Linked DNA regions of Homo sapiens: region 1 is linked to region 2. A link is a contact called in ENCODE Hi-C or POLR2A ChIA-PET data. All regions are on one chromosome and are shown on one strand. Each heading gives the region's core, a stretch centred on a gene start or an enhancer-like site at or near the end of the contact. The rest is flanking DNA. Distances are from core to core; before and after follow the strand shown. Region 1 has its middle 51 kb from the start of ZFHX3-AS3. Region 2 overlaps ZFHX3 (zinc finger homeobox 3).

Region 1 (5,536 bases), core at 232-2,731, 300 kb after region 2:
CACTATGTTGCCCAGGCTGGTTTCAAACTTCTGTCCTGAAGCGATCCTCTCACCTTAACCTTCCAAATAGCTGGGATTACAGGCACAGAAGCATGGCAGAAGCAATATAATATTTTAGATATGTGTTGACTAGTGAGTCAGTTCCATCCCATTATCCGTCCATCCATCCTCCCATCTATCCATTCATCCATCCATCCATGCACCTACCCACCCAACGATACGTAAATAAGCTTTTGTTATATGAAGCACTGTTTAGTCACTACAGGGGATACAATGATGAAAATTGTAAATGAAAGTCAAATTGAGTGAGATAATGGTTGGAGGGAACCATGCTCACACCAACATAACCAAAGATTTTATTAGTGTTTTTGGCAGCCGTAACTCATACAGTTAGCATCTACTGACCTTGTGGATACCTGGACTTCTAATATATTCTCACCAAATTTATGTTTACACAGATTGCCCTTGTTTGGTGGCTTGGCATTTGATTTCTGGAACCAAAGTTCAGCACTATACATTGATTTTTACCATTTTAAGTTTCAGTCAACTGTTTACTTCATTGAGATCTTTTGGGAATCTAGATCCTGTCCTCTGACATCAAACCATTCCTTTTATTTCTGGGCCACCTACAAGTAACACAAGTAGCTTAGCCCAGAACCTTGGGCCTTTCAAGACAGCTTTGACTCCACTCCCCTCCATGACTATCAAGTTTTCATTTCTTTGACCATCAAGGAGCTCATGAACAGTTTTGGTCAAAGGTTATATTGAAATCAAGATGCTGAGTGCCCAAAGAATGTTACAAATTTACTAGCACAAGTGCCAAATAAATAAGTGCATTAATAAAAAAAAATAATAGAACTAAGTACCAGGCCTTATCCAACCCCATTTTTGTAGAGGGCTCAAACTGCTCACGTGGAAATTGGCAACTCTAGAAGGTTAGGGAAAGAGGGTCTCCCTGCTCAACTCAGAGACACTAAATCAGGAGATTAAGTCTCCAAGTTGTCTCTGGGGCTAGAGGGAATGAATAACAGGGTCCTTTATACGCATCTTGGATTTCTGCTTTTTAAATGAAATCCACTGGGCCCTATCAGTCTGTGGTTTGTCTGCTCCGCTTTTAGCAAACTCGAGATGGGGTTGCGCCGTGACTGGTTAGAGCATTTTGCCCTTCAGAAGGGGGACCCACTGACCCCTGACCACAGCCTTGTCATACAGAGAGTGTCAGAGGCGGTCCAATTACCTAAGAGGACTGAGAAAAATCAAACAGAGCTCGGGCACAATGAGGGGAAAAAACACACAGCAGGCCCAGCTTTAGCTCCACTGCTTGAATTACCACTATGTCAATAGAAGGTGATAAATCAAGGGAGATATTTACTGATTAAAATTACAGACTCCTACGGGAAACTGTATAAACAGATTGAAGAACAAAGCCTGCAGGGACTGAGCCCAGCCGAATCCATCCAGGCTTTGGCCAGTCGTTCCTGTTTCCAGCCAACTCTTGGACCCAGGGGTCACTGAGAGAGCAAGTTGCTCCACGAAACGCAGGCTTGCTGTACACAGATCCAAATATTTGTAGGGAAAATTTAAAGGCATGTTGGGAAGAGATTCAGGGCTCATACCCATTCACAAGGAATCCTCTTATTTCATTCTTCTCTTTATTTTATTATTATTTTTTTGCCTTTACTCTGAAGTTTGGTCTAGACTCACTAGAAAGACCCAGAAAGCTGCTCTGTATACTCTACCTGCCAGCAGAGGTGCTGAGGCTACAAATACAGAAGGGAGGCGGATATAGGAGACGTGAGTGGGCACGAAGCCACGCCCATCAGAGGTTCAAGAATTGCATGTGTAGCCAATCAACTTTCTATGCCAATCCACTGTGTTTACCCTCTCTGGGGTGCTCATGTTGGTGTTCCCAGGGGAAATGAATCTCTGCTCTGCCACCCTAGTCCCTCAGTGTGTATCACTTGCTTACTGTCATTCTGCTGCTGTTTTTTTTTTTTGAGACAGAATCTCACTCTATAGCCCAGGCTGGAGTGCAGTGGTGCTATCTCAGCTCACTGCAACCTCCGCTTCCCGGGTTCAAGCGATTCTCGTGCCTCAGCCTCCTGAGTAGCTGGGATTACAGGTGCGCACCACCACACCCAGCTAATTTTTGCATTTCTAGTTGAGACAGGGTTTCACCATTTTGGTCAGGCTGGTCTCAAACTTATGGCCTCAAATGATCCACCCGCCTTGGCCGCCCAAAGTGCTGGGATTACAGGCGTGAGCCACCGCGCCTGGCCCATTGTGCTTCTTTAAATGGCATTCTCCTTGAGTCAGAGAAATACCTTTTGGGAATGTCTTGGAGTAATTTGTGTAGGCAGGGCTTTGGAAGCAAGGCTGCAGCTAGTTTTTTTGTTTGTTTGTTTTGTTTTGTTTTGTTTTGTTTTGTTTTGTTTTGAGATGGAGTCTTGCTCTGTTGCCAGGCTGGAGTGCAGTGGTATAATCTCGGCTCACTGCAACCACCGACTCCCTGCTTCAAGCGATTCTCCTGCCTCAGCCTCCTGAGTAGCTGGGATTACAGGCACACGCCAGCATGCCCAGCTAATTTTTGTATTTTTAGTAGAGATAAGGTTTCTCCATGTTGGTCTCCATCTCCTGACCCACTGATCTGCCTGCCTCAGCCTCCAAAAGTACTGGGATTACAGGCATGAGCCACCATGCCCAGCCAGCTGCAGCTAGTTTTTAGAGCCCCATGGATTTCTTCTTGCCAGCTCTGTCTGTGGGATTAGGACCATCACCCCAAACCACTGTATCCTGATAAAGGGCAGTATAGGTTTATGTCTCATGAATGGGGGAAACTCACAAAAGGCTGTTTAATGTCACCACTGGTTCCATTATTCATGAGTAGTCTCGGGGTTAAATTTTGCCCTTGTAACCCAAGTTCTATCCCCTCTTCTTGTGCCCTTGACTGTGAATATACAATCATCACTTAAAGAGAACTGAGCAAACGTGTTCTGGGACAAATGAGCTTTAATGATTGGGAGGTGGGAGATGATCATCTATGCAATGTCAAGAAATAACAGAAGTCTGTTGGGGATATAGTTCCCGTTAGGGCTGCTGTGTGTGGTTGGGCGTTCTGTGAACTATGTAAAGGCACCAGCTGAAGGCACAATTGTGGGCTGAAAGCAGCTGATGTTCTACCTGCCAATCTGCCATGCAAGCCCTGACTCAGGGTGGCATCCACCAAGAGGGACAGGTAACTTTTTCTTCACACTGAGGAGAAGTTGGTTATTCAAGCCAGCAGTCCTTCGGGTTTTGTTTACTGAGTGGGAGCACTCTTCTCTAATTGTTCCTCCAGAGGAGGGCAGCTTGTTTCATATGATACAAGGGTACAGAATAGGCTAGACAAGGCTCAGAATCTTCTGACCTTTTCCTCAGAGCTGGGAGGAAGTTCAGGTGAAGAAAATCCCAACTAGAGCATTCAGAAGCTCATCCTCTAAAACAGTAGGGAGGGCCGGGTGAGGTGGCTCACGCCTGTAATCCAAGCACTTTGGGAGGCCAAGGCGGGCAGATCACCTGAGGTTGGGAGTTCGAGACCACCCTGGCCGACACAGTGAAACCCCATCTCTACTAAAAATACAAAACTTAGCTGAGTGTGGTGGCGCATGCCTGTAATCCCAGCTACTCGGGAGGCTGAGGCATGAGAATCGCTTGAACCTGGGAGGCAGAGGTTGCAGTGAGCCAAGATCGTGCCACTGCATTCCAGCCCAGGTGGCAGAGAGAGACTCTGTCGCAAAACAAAACAAAAAAAACAGTATGGAGATCTCAAATAACTAAAAATAGAACTACCATCCGATCTAGCAATCCCACTACTGGGTATCTACCCAAAGGGAAAGAAATCGTTACATCAGAAAGGCATGTGCATTCATGTATTAATCACAGCACTATCCACAATAGCAAAGACATGGAATCAACTTAAGTGTTATCCAATGAAGAACTGGATAAAGAAAATGTGTGTATATACCATGGAATAATATTCAGCCATCAGAAGAATGAAATCATGTCTTTTGCAGCAACATGAATAGAACTAGAGGCCATTATCCTAACTGAAATAGCTGAAAAACAGAAAGTCCAATACTGCATGCTCTCACTTCTAAGTGAGAACTAAACAATGGGTACCCATGGACATACAGATTACAATCACAGACACTGGAGACTGCAAAAGGCGGGAGGGGGGAGGGGTGAAAAATTACCTCTTGGGGCCGGGCGTGGTGGCTCACGCCTGTAATCCCAGCACTTTGGAAGGCCGAGGTGGGTGGATCACCTCAGGTCAGGAGTTCAAGACCAGCCTGACCAATATGGTGAAACCCCATCTCTACTAAAAATACAAAATTTAGCGGGGTGTGGTGGTGGGCGCCTGTAGTCCCAGCTACTCGGGAGGCTGAGACAGGAGAATTGCTTGAACCCAGGAAGCAGAGGTTGCAGTGAGCCAAGATCGTGCCACTGCACTCCAGCCTGGGCAACAGAGTAAGACTCCGTCTAAAACAAAACAAAAAAAATTACCTCTTAGGTACAATGTTCACTATTTGGGTGATGCGGACACTAAAAGCCAGACTTCATCACTGTGTGATATATGCATGTAGGAAGCCTGCATGTGTACCCTCTAAATATATAAAAATGCAAAAAATAAAAATAAAAAAAGATAGACGTTCACCCTTTGCCTTTTAAAAGGCAGCAGTGGATAATAAAATGTCTGGAGAATGATCCTGGCTTGCTCTCTGGTCCTTTTGCAACTGGATTACTGTAAAGTGAGGTGGGTGTTTCTTTGTGTTTTCCCCCTGAAGGGGTCCATCCAATGTTCCCTGTCTGAGTGACTGAACTCCTTGTTCACGGCTGTCACTGAACCCATCTCTCTCCATCAGCCTCTGGAGATGGTTGGGGCTACAGCCCAGACTTCACACGCTGTCTTACGTTTGGGAAAACTCTGCGCTATCCTTTATTACTTTTTTTCCTAAAGGAAGTTATGTTTATAGCTGCTGCGCCTGACTGCTCTGCCCTCTGTGAGCCTCCTCTGAATGGTTTCCAGGGTGCGTCCTTATCTGTGAGCGGAAGTGCGTTTTGGAGATGGGGAGAAATTAATGACGATTTCGGGAGCTGGGAAGGTGAGGTCGGCTCCTGCGAACCGTGGGGGCGCTCTGATCTCGTTCTTATGCTCTGCTTGCTGAAAAAATCTCTCTTTGCCCTGGAATATCATGGCCTGGAGCCCTTTAAATTAAAAACAGTTGTGAAACTGGCAGCAATTTAGAACTTTTGCCAGCGCATGAATCTGTAAAGAGCAGGGCCTCAGGGATGCGGACCATGTGTCTCTAAAGAAGAGGCCTGGTCTGTGTCCTTGGCTTTGAGCACCCCAGGCTTTTGGTCTACTGCGTCTTTTCTCTCCTAGAGGTATATGGGCTCTTTCGGGTTGTGACCAGACCCTCCCTTCTGACCTCACCATCTACCCTGTCCCACCTCCAGGGGTGCTAGGGCTTGCCACGTGGCTCAGTGGTGTCACCAG
Region 2 (5,876 bases), core at 2,153-4,652:
CTGACTCTCTCCTTAGAGCTTCCCCACCATTCAGTCCAGGAATTCCTCACCCTCGAAGGCCCAGAGTATTTACTTCCTGTTCCACTCTCTGCTACTCACTACGGATCATCTTGAACCCTGTTAACCTTCAATGGGCGTATTTTTCACATCCTTCCAAAAGATCATAGGCTGGGCTCATTTCTTCTGTTCTTTTTATATTCCCTCACAGCAACCAGTATTTACAACTAACAGATGTTTAATAAACAGCTGCAAAGCTCAACATGCCCTAATGTTTTCAATGCAAGAATGAAGGGGAAAGAATGCCTCTGAATGACTCCAAAAGCATGCTTGGAGAAAATGGCAAATGTTTCTGCTGCACATTTAGAGGCCCCAGAATACAAATTTGCATTTGCACGACTTCCCTTTTCAATGAGAATTCAGGTACGTTCTTTCATTTTATCTTATTAGTATGATGAGATTTGTTCTTGATGAATCCGTACCACCTCAGCTACTCGTCATCATTCCATTATCACTACGTGTTTATAGATTTTCCCTTTTATTACTCATTTTATTTTTTCCATCAAGTATAGTTCATATACGAGGTAGTAATTACCAGGTTTTCTGCTCCTTACACTTCAAGTTCGCCAATTTTTTTCTGATCATAAAAGCCTAAGTGCCTATTGTCAAAAATCTTGAAAACAGAGAAAGTATGAAGACGAAAATTGTCCATAATCAGTGCTGTCTTCATATAGATATTTTAAAGGAAACTGTGACAATTATATGTGTTTTTGGGTCTTGCTACCCACCCCTCAGTCTACGGAGCTTGCTTCCATATCCTTAAATATTAATCAAGAACATTATTCTTAATGGCTACACAGATTTCCACCACATAATCGTAACACAGTTTACTTAATCTTCTTATATTTTAAAAGGCGTATGGCTGATGTTTCTAATTGCCTTCGTAATAAGCATACTTCCTTGCTAACAGAACACTCACTTTATTCAAAGCACAATACCCTCAGCCAAAACCTGTTGTCTGTTGTGCCCGAGGACAGTCATATGATGCAGTCCCAGCCAATGAGATGTAAGATAAAGCAAGTGGGCGGGGCTTTGGAGGAAACTTTTAAACAGGTGGTCTTTCGTGACGCATGCACTCTCACCAGCCTCACTTTCTTGTGCCTGGAGCTCAGATGGAGGATTTTTTGATTTTTTTTTTTTTTTTTTTTTTTTTTTTGAGACAGTCTCACTCTGTCGCTCAGCCTGGAGTGCAGTGGCACAATCTCGGCTCGCTGCAAACTCCGCCTCCCGGGTTCACGCCATTCTCCTGCCTCAGCCTCCCGAGTGGCTGGGACTACAGGCACCCGCCACCACACCAGGCTAATTTTTTGTATTTTTAGTGGAGACGGGGTTTCACGGTGTTAGTCAGGATGCGATCTCCTGACCTCGTGATCTGCCCGCCTCGGCCTCCCAAAGTGCTGAGATTGTAGGCGTGAGCCACCGCGCCTGGCCTGGAGGAGCCATCTTTAGACCATGAGGAGGCAACAAGCGCTTGGTGAGAATGGCTACATGGAAACATAGAAGGAAAGTGGATGTCTGCTGACTCAGTGGAACCTTCACTTCTGCACCTGACTGCCCTCCTCCCAAGGCTGCTTATATAAGGAAAAATGAAACCTCTTTTTTTTTTTGAGACAGGGTCTCGCTGTGTTGCCCAGGGTAGACTCAAACTTCTGGGCTCCCAGTATCCTCCTGCCACGGCCTCCCAAAGTGCTGGCATTGCCGGCGTAAGCCACCACACCATGCCCTCCTAACTCATTAAAGCCACTTTGGAGTGTTTCTGTGATCTATAGCTGAGTGGTGTGAAACAAAAGAATAACCTTTTTTTCCCCCACCTTCTGCTGTCTTCATAGCCTGTGATACAGCTTCAAAAACAAGGACCAAGACCTACACACCACAACTGCTGGGGTCATCCAGTCCAACCTGGGACAGAAGTCCTGGACAGGAGAGGTGTCAGGTCTCTCTTCCTCTGAAAGGGGGCTGCCTAACCTGTTGATGCTGTGCTCCCATCAAGAAGCTCACAGAGAATGATATGGGCCAGTGTTTGTTCCGTTTTAGTGCTCATACAACTCTAGCTGAGATTAACCAAGAAAACTGCCCCTTACTGGCTCAGGGAACTCCCATAGAGAATTCCCATAGGGAACTCCCATAGGGAATTCCAAACTTACAGGCCAGTAAGGTGGCCTGGCCGCTCTTCCACCTGGAACACAGCTCACTGAATACGGCAGATACCTGCAGACTGGGGGCAGAAACTGGGCTCTGGATCCCTTTCCCAGCGGGGAGACCTGGCTTGGTTGTGAGCCCAGCCCTGCAGGGAGGCTGCAGATCCAACACAGCTCCTCTTGGAAGCCCTCTGTGCCAGGAGGCACAGCCCAGATGCCCCGGGAATCCCTGAGGGAAATTTCATAAAACATGTGACTATCTACACAGCCTGCTAGAGGCCAGATCATTGCTCACACGGCTAAGTTGAAGCCTCAGTGCAGTTTCTACTTCATTCAGGGAACTGGAGTTGCAGCTTTCACTAGAAGAGCTGCTTCTCCTTGATGAACAAACCATTCCGCCCATAAAAATGCTGTGGAAAGTACTGTAAACGCTAATGCAGCCAAAAACTTAAAGACTGGTATAGGGTTAACTGAACTGCCACGTTAAGTCAGGTGTAACGAGATGACAATGCTTTAATCCTGCTGCTTAAAGCGATGTCTAAAATGTGCAAGTCAAATTTCAAGCCTTTGTAAGAACATAATGGTAAAGATAATTTCATCATTATCAGGTGATGCAACAACCTGCCCGGTCCCAGGGCTGGAATTCCAAACAGTCACGCCTTTGCAGAGTTTTACAGCCCTGGAAGAGAGGGGAGGCCACAGTGAACACCTGTGATGATAACTCCAGCCCATGCCCCGGTGATTTTTGACAATTGAATTAATGTTGAAATGAGCTTATTTTTCTGTCCTAAAGGGAAAACGAGCCTAAAATCCTGTTAATCTAGCATCCTGGTTACTCAGTTTCACCATAATTTATAGGATAGTTTTTCTATCCAAAAACTAAGGCTATTTTTATCCCAACTTCGCCGCTTCATAAAACACACGTGCATGCATGCAACTTCAGAGGTTTTGGCCTAAAGCAAGTTTTCAAAATAACCGGGTTCAAATATTTCATTGAGATGGTAGGGGTGGAAGAATCTTATAGAAGCAAATTTTACTGTTCTCTGTAAATTCAGACTTCTTCAGCCACAGATGGCTCAGGGATCCAGTCTCGCTTGAGAAACATGATGGAATAAGCCCACAGTCAGAGCTTCTTCTCATTCAGTTTCATGAAAGCTCTGAGCTCCCACAAGTGTCTGCTGGAACTGGACAGGAAGCTTGCAAGATGCTGGCTACGATTCAGCGCAGTCACCGCCTTCCCCAGTCGGCCCACCATCCCCAGCCATCCAACCACTTCCTCCCCACGAGGCATCGCCCGTTGGAAAGTTTTATTAACCAAATGCTTGAGGGTTTCTGTATATTTATATTACCTCCTCTTCTCTCCTGTTCTACCCAGGCATGTTGAAAAAAAAAAAAGTTATGATATACTTTAATAAAAACAAAATTAAAATGATTAAACCTTTCATATCCTTTAGAGATAATCTCTCTTCTCCTGGCTGGTCCAATCTGGAAGAAAACAAATGTGAACCATAGCTTGCTGCTGCTTTTCAATTTTTTTCCCCCCTAAAGAAACAAACAGAAAAAGCCGCCTGTGGCCAGATTTTTAAAATAAATTAAATTTGTCCTCACACACGGCAGCCAGGTGTGGTTGAAACATTCTTTCCAGATATCTATGATATATGCCAACATCCTTCCCTCTGGGGGTCTTTCAACGTGAGCCTGACAATCCCAAGGGGAACAGAGACTTGGCGGGGGAGAAAGGGGGGTGATTCCAAAATAGTTATTGAAAAAGAATCACTATTTCCCAATTAGCCCTGTAATAATGCCTTACAGGAATGACTGGATGCCCTGCCCCTGCACGCCATCTACCAAAACCAAAAAATAGTCTACATTCCTGATTAAAGCAAAGCTCAGAGAAAACAGCCCGGTATGGCACAAATCTCCCCGGTCTTATGTGTTCTGAGGAAGTCTTCAGATCCGCCCAGGGTCTGGGCACAGGTCCGCAGGGAATCAAATGGCTGCAGAATTCGATCAGGCCTGTCTGTCCAAGGCCAGCTAGATATGGAAATCAGAAGTAGGTCATCAGCCCTCAAGAATCGGATAATGACCTCTGGACTCGCAGCGCTGGGGCCACCAAGAGAACAAAGGTGTTAAGGCACTGTGTAGGTTTTTCTGTTGTTGTTGTTGGTGTTGTTGTTACAATATCTAATAGTGAGATCAAATTCTTATTGTGGAAATAAACATCACGGTCTTCTGTATGAAGATGGTCTGCGGAAAGTGACCACGCATCAGAGTGTCCAGCGTAGGAGGAGAATCTCAGTTTGCCTTAGTCATCATAGCACACACCCTGAGCACAGTAAGTTTCTCATTCTTCGTGTCTGGTGTTTATGTTGTAGTAGAGACGACTCGTCCTCAAGTTAAAAGGACAAAAGTCTTTCCTGTGTTTCATACTTGGGCGGTGAGTCACTAGGAAAGGATTTGGTTTTTAGAAAAAAAACTTCTGATCCCTGGGCTAAAACAGAGAGCCCCAAAGAGCTATGTTGATCCCAGACAAGCACGTGCGTGGATTCTTCAAAGTTCAGGTCAACTCAGGCCCCTCCTCCTTGCAGTCAGCCCTGTACTCAAGGTTGCTGGAGACATGGCGCCTCTATTTCCTGCCCAAAGAAGCCCCCTTAACTGGGGGCCACGGGTTGAGTGGTGAAGGAGGCAACTCACACCTGAATTATAGTGGGCTTGTAAACCTGAACAGGGCAAGTCACAACTTTGGGAGGCTGAGGCAGGAGGATCACTTGAGGCCAGGAGTTCAAGAACAGCCCTGACAACATAGTGAGACCCTGTCTACAAATGAAAAAACTAGCCAGGTGTGGTGGTGCATGCCTGTGCTACTTGGAAGACTGAGGCAGGAGGATCACTTGAGCCCAGGAGATGGAGGCTACAGTGAGCCATGATTGTGCCACTGCACTCCAGCCTGTGTAAAGACCCTGTCTCTACAAAAAAAGAAAACAAAAACAAAAACAAAAAAACAAAAAAAACTCACCTACCAAAAGTCCAGCTGACATCTACTACAAAATTCCCATTATTGCCATAAAAACATGTGGGCTGGGTTCAAGGCTGCATAGCAGATGGCCAGGCTACATCCTCATCACACACGCACTTCACTGGTGCCAGTGCCGGTGACAGGCTAGAAGCCACTCCAGTGAGGACCCCTGCCAGGGCCAATCAGATCAGGGCTGCCCTCCCCATGCTGTGGGGCTTCTCAATGCTTCTGAAATGGACTCACACAAGGAAGTCACAAAGGGCTTTGGACATTAGGAAAACCATGCAAACTGTTTCCACTTCTCAGAGCAACCCGAGGCACGCGCTCTGGAGTGTGCAGAGTCACAGATAACTGCTGCTGCTTTGCTCACCGCAGTCTTAGGATTTCTTCATTTCTATCCTGGAGAGAATCCAGCAATGGATCACACTGTTATCTAGACACAAAGAATCCCACCCCTGGGGCAAAGTGCTACTTGTCCCGTGGATGAGTTTGTCAGCCTGCAGCAAGGAGGCCAGACGCAGTGGGAAGAGCACAGCCCTGGGCCCTGGGCCTCTGTACCAAGTCCCTACTCTGCTGCTGTCTACAGCAGCCCTGTCCTCAGGAACCTTCTCCAGGGAAGGAAATGGCTTCTGTCTGCACATCCAATACAGCAGCCACTAGCCACA

The links. Hi-C counts contacts between places; a loop is a spot of excess contacts on that map. ChIA-PET counts read pairs that join two places held with the same protein, here RNA polymerase II (POLR2A). Pooled maps may share reads with other maps.
Region 1: a loop to region 2 is called in a map of IMR-90, with 2.9 times the contacts of the local background. The contact joins two enhancer-like sites. A Hi-C loop is called at or near these places in 1 of 168 maps with a recorded cell type or tissue (IMR-90) and 2 of 50 pooled maps. POLR2A ChIA-PET finds 5 or more read pairs at or near these places in 2 of 52 experiments (AG04450 and BJ).

The regions. Positions count from the first base shown.
Region 1 is chr16:73,178,684-73,184,219 of GRCh38, forward strand. It overlaps a transcript of ZFHX3 not described here. Among named protein-coding and RNA genes, the nearest start is that of ZFHX3-AS3, 51 kb to the right of the region's middle. Within about 2 kb of position 1,482, at least 5 of the 41 ENCODE cell types and tissues checked have a DNase peak (open chromatin) inside an H3K27ac peak, as active enhancers do.
Region 2 is chr16:72,873,014-72,878,889 of GRCh38, forward strand. All of the region lies in intron 4 of ZFHX3 (zinc finger homeobox 3), which reads right to left. LOC124903715 (a long non-coding RNA gene) reads left to right here. Exons shown (of 2, transcript XR_007065111.1): 1 at 1-420; 2 at 1,887-3,627. Among named protein-coding and RNA genes, the nearest start is that of ZFHX3, 170 kb to the right of the region's middle. RefSeq lists enhancers at 4,031-5,230, 5,245-5,746. Within about 2 kb of position 3,403, at least 20 of the 41 ENCODE cell types and tissues checked have a DNase peak (open chromatin) inside an H3K27ac peak, as active enhancers do.